2 separate regions of the Homo sapiens genome follow, and region 2 is linked to region 1. A link is an interaction called in ENCODE POLR2A ChIA-PET data of the cell type or tissue named here. Cell type or tissue: Panc1. All regions are shown on one strand. Links, peaks and the distances in the headings refer to the core of each region. The heading gives the core; the rest is flanking DNA. Region 1 overlaps GNAI3 (G protein subunit alpha i3). Region 2 overlaps SYPL2 (synaptophysin like 2).

Evidence for each region. ChIA-PET counts read pairs that join two places held together with the same protein. Peaks named below come from ENCODE experiments on the same cell type or tissue, not always from the same donor. Only the 100,000 strongest peaks of a DNase experiment are listed, where the experiment ranks them.
Region 2: POLR2A ChIA-PET joins it to region 1 with 8 read pairs; 3 of 35 experiments call an interaction of 5 or more read pairs at or near these places.

Annotation. Positions count from the first base shown.
Region 1 is chr1:109,561,640-109,566,035 of GRCh38, forward strand. The region is part of intron 1 of GNAI3 (G protein subunit alpha i3); the gene reads left to right. Among named protein-coding and RNA genes, the nearest start is that of GNAI3, 15 kb to the left of the region's middle. RefSeq lists an enhancer at 2,528-3,137. In Panc1, for the core only: no CTCF peak of the experiment used is centred there; a DNase peak (open chromatin) is centred at 1,822.
Region 2 is chr1:109,472,682-109,477,007 of GRCh38, forward strand. It overlaps SYPL2 (synaptophysin like 2), which reads left to right. Exons shown (of 6, transcript NM_001040709.2): 3 at 2,900-3,024; 4 at 4,095-4,296. Among named protein-coding and RNA genes, the nearest start is that of SYPL2, 8.3 kb to the left of the region's middle. In Panc1, for the core only: no CTCF peak of the experiment used is centred there; no DNase peak of the experiment used is centred there.

The sequences.
Region 1 (4,396 bases), core at 135-4,134:
TTAAGCAGTTCAAGTAGGGAAGATATGCAAGTAAACTATGGTAATAAAATGTGATTACAGAAGGAATAGCCAATTTTGTAAGGAGGAAGAGAGAGAGAGACATATACGTTAGGGAAGCCCTCCCAGAGGAGGTGACATTTGAAATGGGCTTTGAAAATTAAATAGCAACTTTTTTTTTTAAGTTTCTTCCTTTTAGAATATTTTACTAAGCGAGAAGCTGGGATGAAAGTTAGATAGGAACTCTTAAGGCAGAGGCTGGAGAGAAGCATATCCAGACAAAGGGAATAGTAAGCACAAAGACTCAGAACATGAGTGAGCAAATAGATTTGATTGAAATGAAGGGTTGGTACAGGAAGAGTGTAGAAGGTGAGCCTGAAAAGGTATGCAGAGGATTTGGAGAGTGTTTATGTGAAGTTTTTTGGTAGCTGTATTTTAAGCTGTATTATGTATGTATGTGTATATATGAATATATGTGTGTATATATACATACACAAGATATGTATGCACACGTATGGAGTAGGTTCTGCATCTGGATTTAACCAATGGCAGATCAAAAATACTGGGAAAAATTAAATGACAAAAATAATACAAAAAAAGTATAACTATTTACATAGCATTTACATTTTATTAGGTATTATAAGTAATCTAGAGAGGATTTAAACTGTACAGCAGAATGTGTGTAGGTTATATGAAAATACTACACCATTTTATGTAAGGGACTTGAGCATTGGTGGATTTTGGTATCCTAGGGGGGGTCCTGGAACCAGTCCCCTGCGGATACCAAGGTATGTGTGTGTGTATAAAATTTAGGGGAACTCATCCAGAGACTGCATTGTTCTCCTTCTTATTACCTGCCTTTTTGTTTTTTTTGCCATTCCACCACTAATTCATGCTGTAACAAAAGGTTAAGTAGAAGTAAATACATATGTGAAATCCATACTGTTTTGGGTTTTGGCTGAACAGCTTTGGTGAGCATTTATTATAGTAAAGGAAATTGAAATTGTAGGCATCCTTATCTGGCAACTCAGTTTGTAGTGTTTGCTGTTGGTGAATTTTAAAAGTGTAGTTTGATTTACATTGGATTAAATACACCTGTAGAAACGTGCCCTATGCTGCTATCGATGTTAGAGGGCCCTAGGTAGGGAGGAATATGATTTCAACATTTTAAATCCCAAAATTTTACAATTTTGGGATATAGGTGCTTTGATAAATGATTTAGCATTGCAATTAACTTTGGAGGACATCTGCAGTATAATGAATCATTATTTTTATGGGTTAAAATGAAATATTTGGATTATTTGTGGGTTACAGTTGCTTGTGTCAGTTCTGTTCCCTTTTACTCTAAATAAATATAGTTTTCAGTCATGTCATATATAAATACTACGTAATTTAATGTTAGCATCAAAATGGCTTTTTGCTGCCCTGCTTTCAAATAAGGAGAAGGAAACTTACCAAAGTCCAAAATTAGAACACTGAGACTGGGCACAGTGGCTCATGCCTGTAATCTCAGCACCTTGGGATCACTTGAGCTCAGGAGTTCGAGACTAGCCTGGGCAACGTGGTGAAACTCCGTCTCTACTAAAAATATAAAAATTAGCCGGTGTGGTGATGTGCACCTGTGGTCCCAGTTACTCCAGAGGCTGAGGGGGAAGGATCGCTTGAGCCCTGGGGCGGGGCAGAGGTTGCAGTGAGCTGAGATCATGCCACTGCACTCCAGCCTGGGTGACAGAGCAAGACACTGTCTCAGAAGACAAACAAACAAACAAAAAACGTTGAGGCAGCCAGAGGATGATCCCTGTCCTTGCTCACAAATGACTGCTCCCTTAAGCAATCAAAGGCAAGGAAGGAACTCTACGTACTTCTCCCCCTTTAAATGATAACATTTTGAGGAGAGCTGCTTAGCTGAGTGAGCTGCCTTTTTTTTAAAAAAAACTCAAGCCAACCCTTCCTTAGATGATTTATGAATGTAAAATGCTTGTTAACTTTCTGCTTTATGGTTTATGATGCTTGTAAAATGATAGGATTATTGTCCATGTATGTAATTGGTGAAGGATATGAAACTCAGAACAAACCATATAGTGCCATGTAAGTTATGGACATATTTTAGTTGTTAGGGCTTTTAAAAAACATCTCCCCCTCTGTCATTACATGTTTTACCCTCTGGAAATGTTTAATGAAACAGTAACTGATATTGGGAGGGACACACAGGTTGCTTCAAAGATAAATGGTAATGTTTAATTTTTATGCTGGACAATAGGTACACAGATTTTTTGTTACACATATGCTATAAGTATTCCCTTTTATGTATCCAATATTTATTTAATAAAAAACAACCTAAAGTTTTAAAGGCAAAAAAGGTAATTCTCATGTCCTTAAAGCCTATTCCATTCAGTTTTTGTGTGTTTTTTTTTTTTTTTGGTGGCAAGGAAAAGAAAACTCATTCAAACTAGGACCAAAAGTTGGTGGGTTGATAGGTTATTGTTAGAATATAGAAAGGTGTTTGTGGGAATACAGGAAGAGCTGGAGAATCAGGCCGCAAGAACTGATGCAGCTCTGAGACTGGCCAGACTGTTTTCTCTTTTTTGTCTGTTTCTGCCTCTTGCTGGCTTCACTATTTCTGCCTTTATTTTATTTATTTATTTTTTTTGCTTTCTTACCTTTGCTTGTTCCCGTCTCTTTCTCTGTTTCCTTGGTCCCATCCGTTTGTTTTTTTTTGTTTTTTAAACTGGGTCAACAACCTTTGTTGTAAAACAAAGGTGCCCTTCCCCCATTCATTCTGTTTTCTCACTTACTTGATGTCTCTTTTTTTGTGAGCTCTCTCCTTTAAGTCACTGCATATTTTTCTGTTCTCTTCTCTCCAGACCAACCTTCCTCTGAATCTTTTCCTTTGTGACCTTGTTGTGCATGAAGCTCTATAATGGTAGCCTAGGTTTTTTTCCACATGTATCTCCTAGTGCAGATTCCTCAGATAATCCAGTTGGTCCTGCTCATCTTTTAGAGCTAGGTCACATAGGCCACCAACAGCCTGTGACTAGGTGACTCCTGTGTTAGGTATTTACCCTCGATTCGGTCACAGGAAAGGTTGTGGCCTAGATCGTGTGGGCCATTTCCCACTGAGGTAGCGAAGTAGGGATTTTTATAGAAGAGATTATGGGCAGGCAGATGTTCTGAAATTCTAATATGTCAATTAAGTTTTATCAGAATTTTCTTATGTGCCCTTTAAGCCTTTTTGGTAATCGGTATGTGATTGCTTCCTAGAAGAATCTTTTTCAAAGAAAAACCATTAGCTCTCTTCCAGTTACAACTCACTGCCTTCTTTTATCCTTAAGATATTCATTCATAGCCAGGCGCGGTGGCTCACGCTTGTAATCCTAGCACTTTGGGAGGCCGAGGCTGGTGGATCATGAGGTCAAGAGTTCAAGACCAGCCTGGCCAAGATGGTGAAACCCCGTCTCTACTAAAACTACAAAAAAAATCGACCTGGCGTGGTGGCAGGCACCTGTAATCCCAGCTACTTGGGAGGCTGAGACAGAGAATCACTTGAACCCGGGCAGCAGAAGTTGCAGTGAGCTGAGATTGTGCCACTGGGTGACAGAGTGAGACTCCGTCTCAAAAAAAAAAAAAAAAGATAATTCATTCATAATCTCACTGAACAAATAATAAATGAGTGCTCACTATGTTTTATATACCCTTCTAGGTGTTAGGGATAGAATGAGATGATGAGTGCAGGGGAGATAGGACAAGGGTTTGAGAGTAAGGTTAGAAGGGAGTGAGGCTAGTGAGTGAGTCCAAATTTATTGTCAGTATAGTCATGGGATGAGAGTTGAAGGGCCAAGAGTGGGTGTGAGGCTGAATAAAGATAGCATAGGAATGGAAATCTTCCGTTTCTGTTAACTACCTACGTTGAAGATTCCATCCATTGCATCTGGCATTGTGATTAATGTTATTAAGCAACCACTGAATATTATAGAAACTCAAGCCATTCATTTCACAGATAGTCATTAAGTGCCTAATCTGTCCTAGATTTTGCTCTAGATTGGCGGGGGGTGCACAAAAAGAAATAGCAATTTTGTGCTTTCAAGGATTGGGCTTTGAGCTTAGGGCTAGTGGAGTCCTAAACAGGCACAAACCCGAATAATTACAATAATTTGACCAAGTACTAATGTAACAGTGTATGACATTACCCTGTAAAGCCAGGTTGAGCCTGGTCAGGGTGCCCCTGAGGGAGAATTACATAGATATGGAAGGGTTTTCAGGTTGTGGCAGAAAGGGTTTCATTACTATTTTAATCAAAATCAAGAAAACCAGTTAGCAGCTTATGAGAAGCAAGGAGATTAGGAGCTAGGAATATAGTCAAATAATTTTTTTACAGTAGCCAGAGCTGGCTAGAGATAAA
Region 2 (4,326 bases), core at 327-4,326, 89 kb before region 1:
GCTCACTGCAGCCTTGAACTCCTGGGCTCAAGTGATTCCTCCCCATCAGCCTCCTGAGTAACTGGGACTATTAGCAGGCACCACCATGCCCAGCTAATTTTTTGTTTGTAGTTTCTGTAGGGGAGGGTCTTGCTATGTTGCCTATATGTTGCTAGTCTCAAATTCCTGGGCTCAAGCCATTCTCCTGCTTGGCCTCCCAAACTGCTGGGATTACAGCTGTGAGCCACCATGCCCGGCCCCTGCTTTCTTAAGGAACCTATAAGGAGCCATTCACTGACTAACTGCCAACGGGTAAAAATATTTCCAACTGTGCTGCCCTTCCCAGAATGTGACACCCTAATCACATCCAGTTCTGGGCACCAGAAGCTAAGAGGAATAAAGAAACTTCTAAGAGGAATCAGATGGCCACAGAACTGACAAAAGATTAGCGAATTCCTATGAGGAAGAGTTAGAGAAGTTCCACTATTACAATGGTGAGGCCACTTTGAGTAAGTAAAGGGTAATGATGCAGAGGCTTCGAGTGACTCTTCTCTACCTCTGTGAAGAAGGCGGGCAGACAGGGCTCTACTGCAGTCTTCATCATTTAATTCAGGAGAGGAGGGTATTTAGGCATTGGAGGGAGGTTTTACTGTCTTCTTTCCCAGATATCTTTAAACATGGAGACAATTCTCATTTGTCTGGAATAAACCTCCTGAAAACAGAGAGGTGCCCATTATTTGGAGAGAGGCCAATGGCTCCAGCATGGAGATCTGCAAGGCCAGGCGCTGCAAGCCGGGGGCAGTGGCACTGGACACCTCGCAGGGGCAAAGCACAGCTGTTGGCAAGCCCAGTCAAGAGTACACTGACAGTGTTACTCTCAGAGAGTGAGAGAGTTCCAGGGCTGGAAAGGGCCTCTAGATTATCTACTCCAAACCCCTCCATTTAAGATGAGGAAACAGGCTGGGCTCATGCCTATAATCCCAGCACTTTGGGAGGTTGAGGCGGGCGGATCACAAGGTCAGGAGACCGAGACCATCCTGGCTAACACGGTGAAAACCCGTCTCTACTAAAAAAAATACAAAAAATTAGCTGGGCATGGTGGTGGGCGCCTATAGTCCCAGCTACTCAACAGGCTGAGGCAGGAGAATGGTGTGAACGCAGGAGGTGCAGCTTGCAGTGAGCCAAGATTGCGCCACTACACTCCAGCCTGGGCGACAGAGCAAGACTCCATCTAAAAAAAAAAAAAAAGATGAGGAAACAGACTCAGAGAGCAGAGTGACTTATCAGAGCTCACCTGGCTAATTAGTGACAGGACCAGGTCTGGAACCTAGGTTTCCATACTCCTAGTTCAGGTCTCCTTTCACTCCATAATGCTAACAAGCATTGGCAAAATAAAGTGCATATAGCTTCTATTCTAGACTCTGGATGCAGGGCTGACATACAGATCAGCTGTCTTCCAAGTGCTTAATGTCCAAGACACTGAGTCTCGAAGAAAGATACAGAGAGTGAACAATTAAGAGAATAAGCTCATTGCTTAATAAGAACATGACATTGTGTACAAGTCAAAGGTAAGTGCACAGGAAATCCAATCTGAGCAGATGATGTGGAGGATAAGACATTTCAATTTCTCACCTCCTTTTCTTTTTTCTTTTCTTTTCTTTTCTTTTTTTTTTTTTTTTTGGCGGTGGGCGGGAGAGGGACAAGGTCTCATTCTGTTGCCAGGCTGGAGTGCAGTGGCACGATCTCGGCTCACTGCAACCTCCGCCTCCCGGGTTCAAGTGATTCTCCTGCCTCAGCCTCCCAAGTAGCTGAGATTACAGGCATGCGACACTCTACCGCCAGGCTGATTTTTGTATTTTTAGTAGATATGGGGTTTCACCATGTTGGCCAGGTTGGTCTCAAACTCCTGACCTCAAATGATCCACCCGCCTCAGCCTCCCAAAGTGCTGGGATTACAGGTGTGAGCCACCGCACCTGGCCTCTCACCTCCTTTTCTAACCAAAGTGTGTTTCCCAGAAAGAAATCTGAAAATCATAGGATGAGGAAATTTTATTTCACTTGAGAGAGAAGGTGTAGTAAAATGTGAGGAAAGGTGGAGAAGAAAACAATTCGAGTGACCTGAGACACCTCTGGATCTTAACACTGAGAAATGGCAGCATCAACAGATGACAAAGGGAAATACCAGTGGGGAAACAGTGGAGACTGATAAGGCAAGTGGAGGGTACTTTTCTCTGGGCTTGAGCCAAGATTGTCACATTGGCCCAGCCAGCACTATTGCTAGAAGGCCATGTGCCTTTTGGGGAAGAGGAATTAGGCTGTCAGTACTATGGGACAGTAGTATGGCCCATCTGGGGTGGCTTGGTAGAAGCTGGCCCCTCCAGCTATACCTCCACCAAGGCAGGAAGCCACTGGAAGTTAGCAACTAGGAAACAAGATTAGATGACTAGTTCAAAGGAGAAATGAAAAGCGTTCTAGGCATGTCTGATCTAGGTTGATGCAGGGGAATCTTTTTGAGTGTGTCTCTCCCTTGGGAAGGAAATTCAAGTCTATCTGTAAGCTAGAAGTTTCCTAAAGCCTGAATTGCAGAGGTTTTGTGTTAGTCATCTTAAGGAGGCTACCTGTGGTCCCCAAGTCATGCCCAATGGAGAGATCTGGCAACTGTCCATTTCCTGCCTCTTCATCTCCCTTGCAGACACCACTCAGTCAACCTTGTATTCATTTGGCTATTTGGTCCAGCAGCCTGAGGCTGGAAGATAAATGGAAGCCATGGGTTTCTACCTAGGAAGAACTTGATTAAAGGGGATCCTCACTCTCCCCCACTCCCGCACTTAATGTCTGCACCTGCGGGGAGTCACGGTTAGTTCTCGACTTTGGCCAGTTGAGGCCTTCTGACTCTCAAAGAGGCTTCACTCTCTCTCAGCTCTTTGCTATTTTCGCCTTCGGGTCCTGTGGCTCCTACAGCGGGGAGACAGGAGCAATGGTTCGCTGCAACAACGAAGCCAAGGACGTGAGCTCCATCATCGTTGCATTTGGCTATCCCTTCAGGTGAGCAAGAATTGGTTCCAACCCAGCACATCATCTCTCACTTGACTGGCAGGACCTGCTTGGTCTCTTCCTCCTCCAGAAACCTAAAAACCATTCATTGCGTGCCACTCCAGATTCAAATAGAATGACAAAACTTAGATCCTTTCTGCTTTTTAGCAATTTCAGACACATTGACCAGAGCAAAACGTAAGGGAAATACAGATTGATCACTGTTATAATAATGTTCCAGTCCATGGACAACCCATGGCAGGTCACACCAGCTCATACAGAAAGAGCCAATGCAGTTTGGGATGGAGGCTTACAGGAACCTGGACAAGCTGGACAGGTCTCTCTGACCCTCAGTAGCCTCCTCTCTGCCTTGAAGGTAGGGAAGCTTATTAGTACTTACATCCTAAAGAGTTGATGTGGGATCCTCAGCCAGTACGACCAGGATACAAGTGGGCACACCTTGACAGGGAGGTAGAAGTGATCTCTTTTCTGGGTATTTGAGAGCTTAGGAAGTAGGGAGCCCAGGTGTTCAGGGGAAAATGGGGATGAGGCTCACCTTTTCAGAAATTTCTAGTATCAGCACCCAAGTTATATTAACTGTCTCATATATAATAGGCTGTGTTTTTCTCTTTAATTTGTCCACTGTCTCATTGGAAAGCCCAATAAAGCCTGAGAATGGGTGATTCCAACCTTATCTTGGCCACTCTGGGCCTGCACTTTCCAGAGGCAGAATGAAGCTGATCTGCCTAGTGGTTTGGCTACCAGAAAGAGAAGAACTACATATATTGCAGTTGTGACCTAAAGGGCCCTGGAGACACTTGGGAATACATGGTCACCATGTCTGGGCAGGGTAGATGAGTGGGGTGGGTTGGGGAGCAGCTGAGGGGAAGGTAGAGTTTTACTGGAAATTTCGGGGGAGTTCCCATCTTAACTGCAAGGTTCCTTCCAGAAACTTGCCTCCTTACATGACCCCTTTCTTGGCTCTGTAAGAGTCCCCTGCTGAGAACTAGCACAGGACTACTTCTGGGCCAGGGAGAGAGAGGATTGCCTGAGCTCAGGATGGCCTCCCCTGCCACCTGCAGGTTGCACCGGATCCAATATGAGATGCCCCTCTGCGATGAAGAGTCCAGCTCCAAGACCATGCACCTCATGGGGGACTTCTCTGCACCCGCCGAGTTCTTCGTGACCCTTGGCATCTTTTCCTTCTTCTATACCATGGCTGCCCTAGTTATCTACCTGCGCTTCCACAACCTCTACACAGAGAACAAACGCTTCCCGCTGGTGGTGAGTCAGCACAGGCCAGAAGGAATGGGG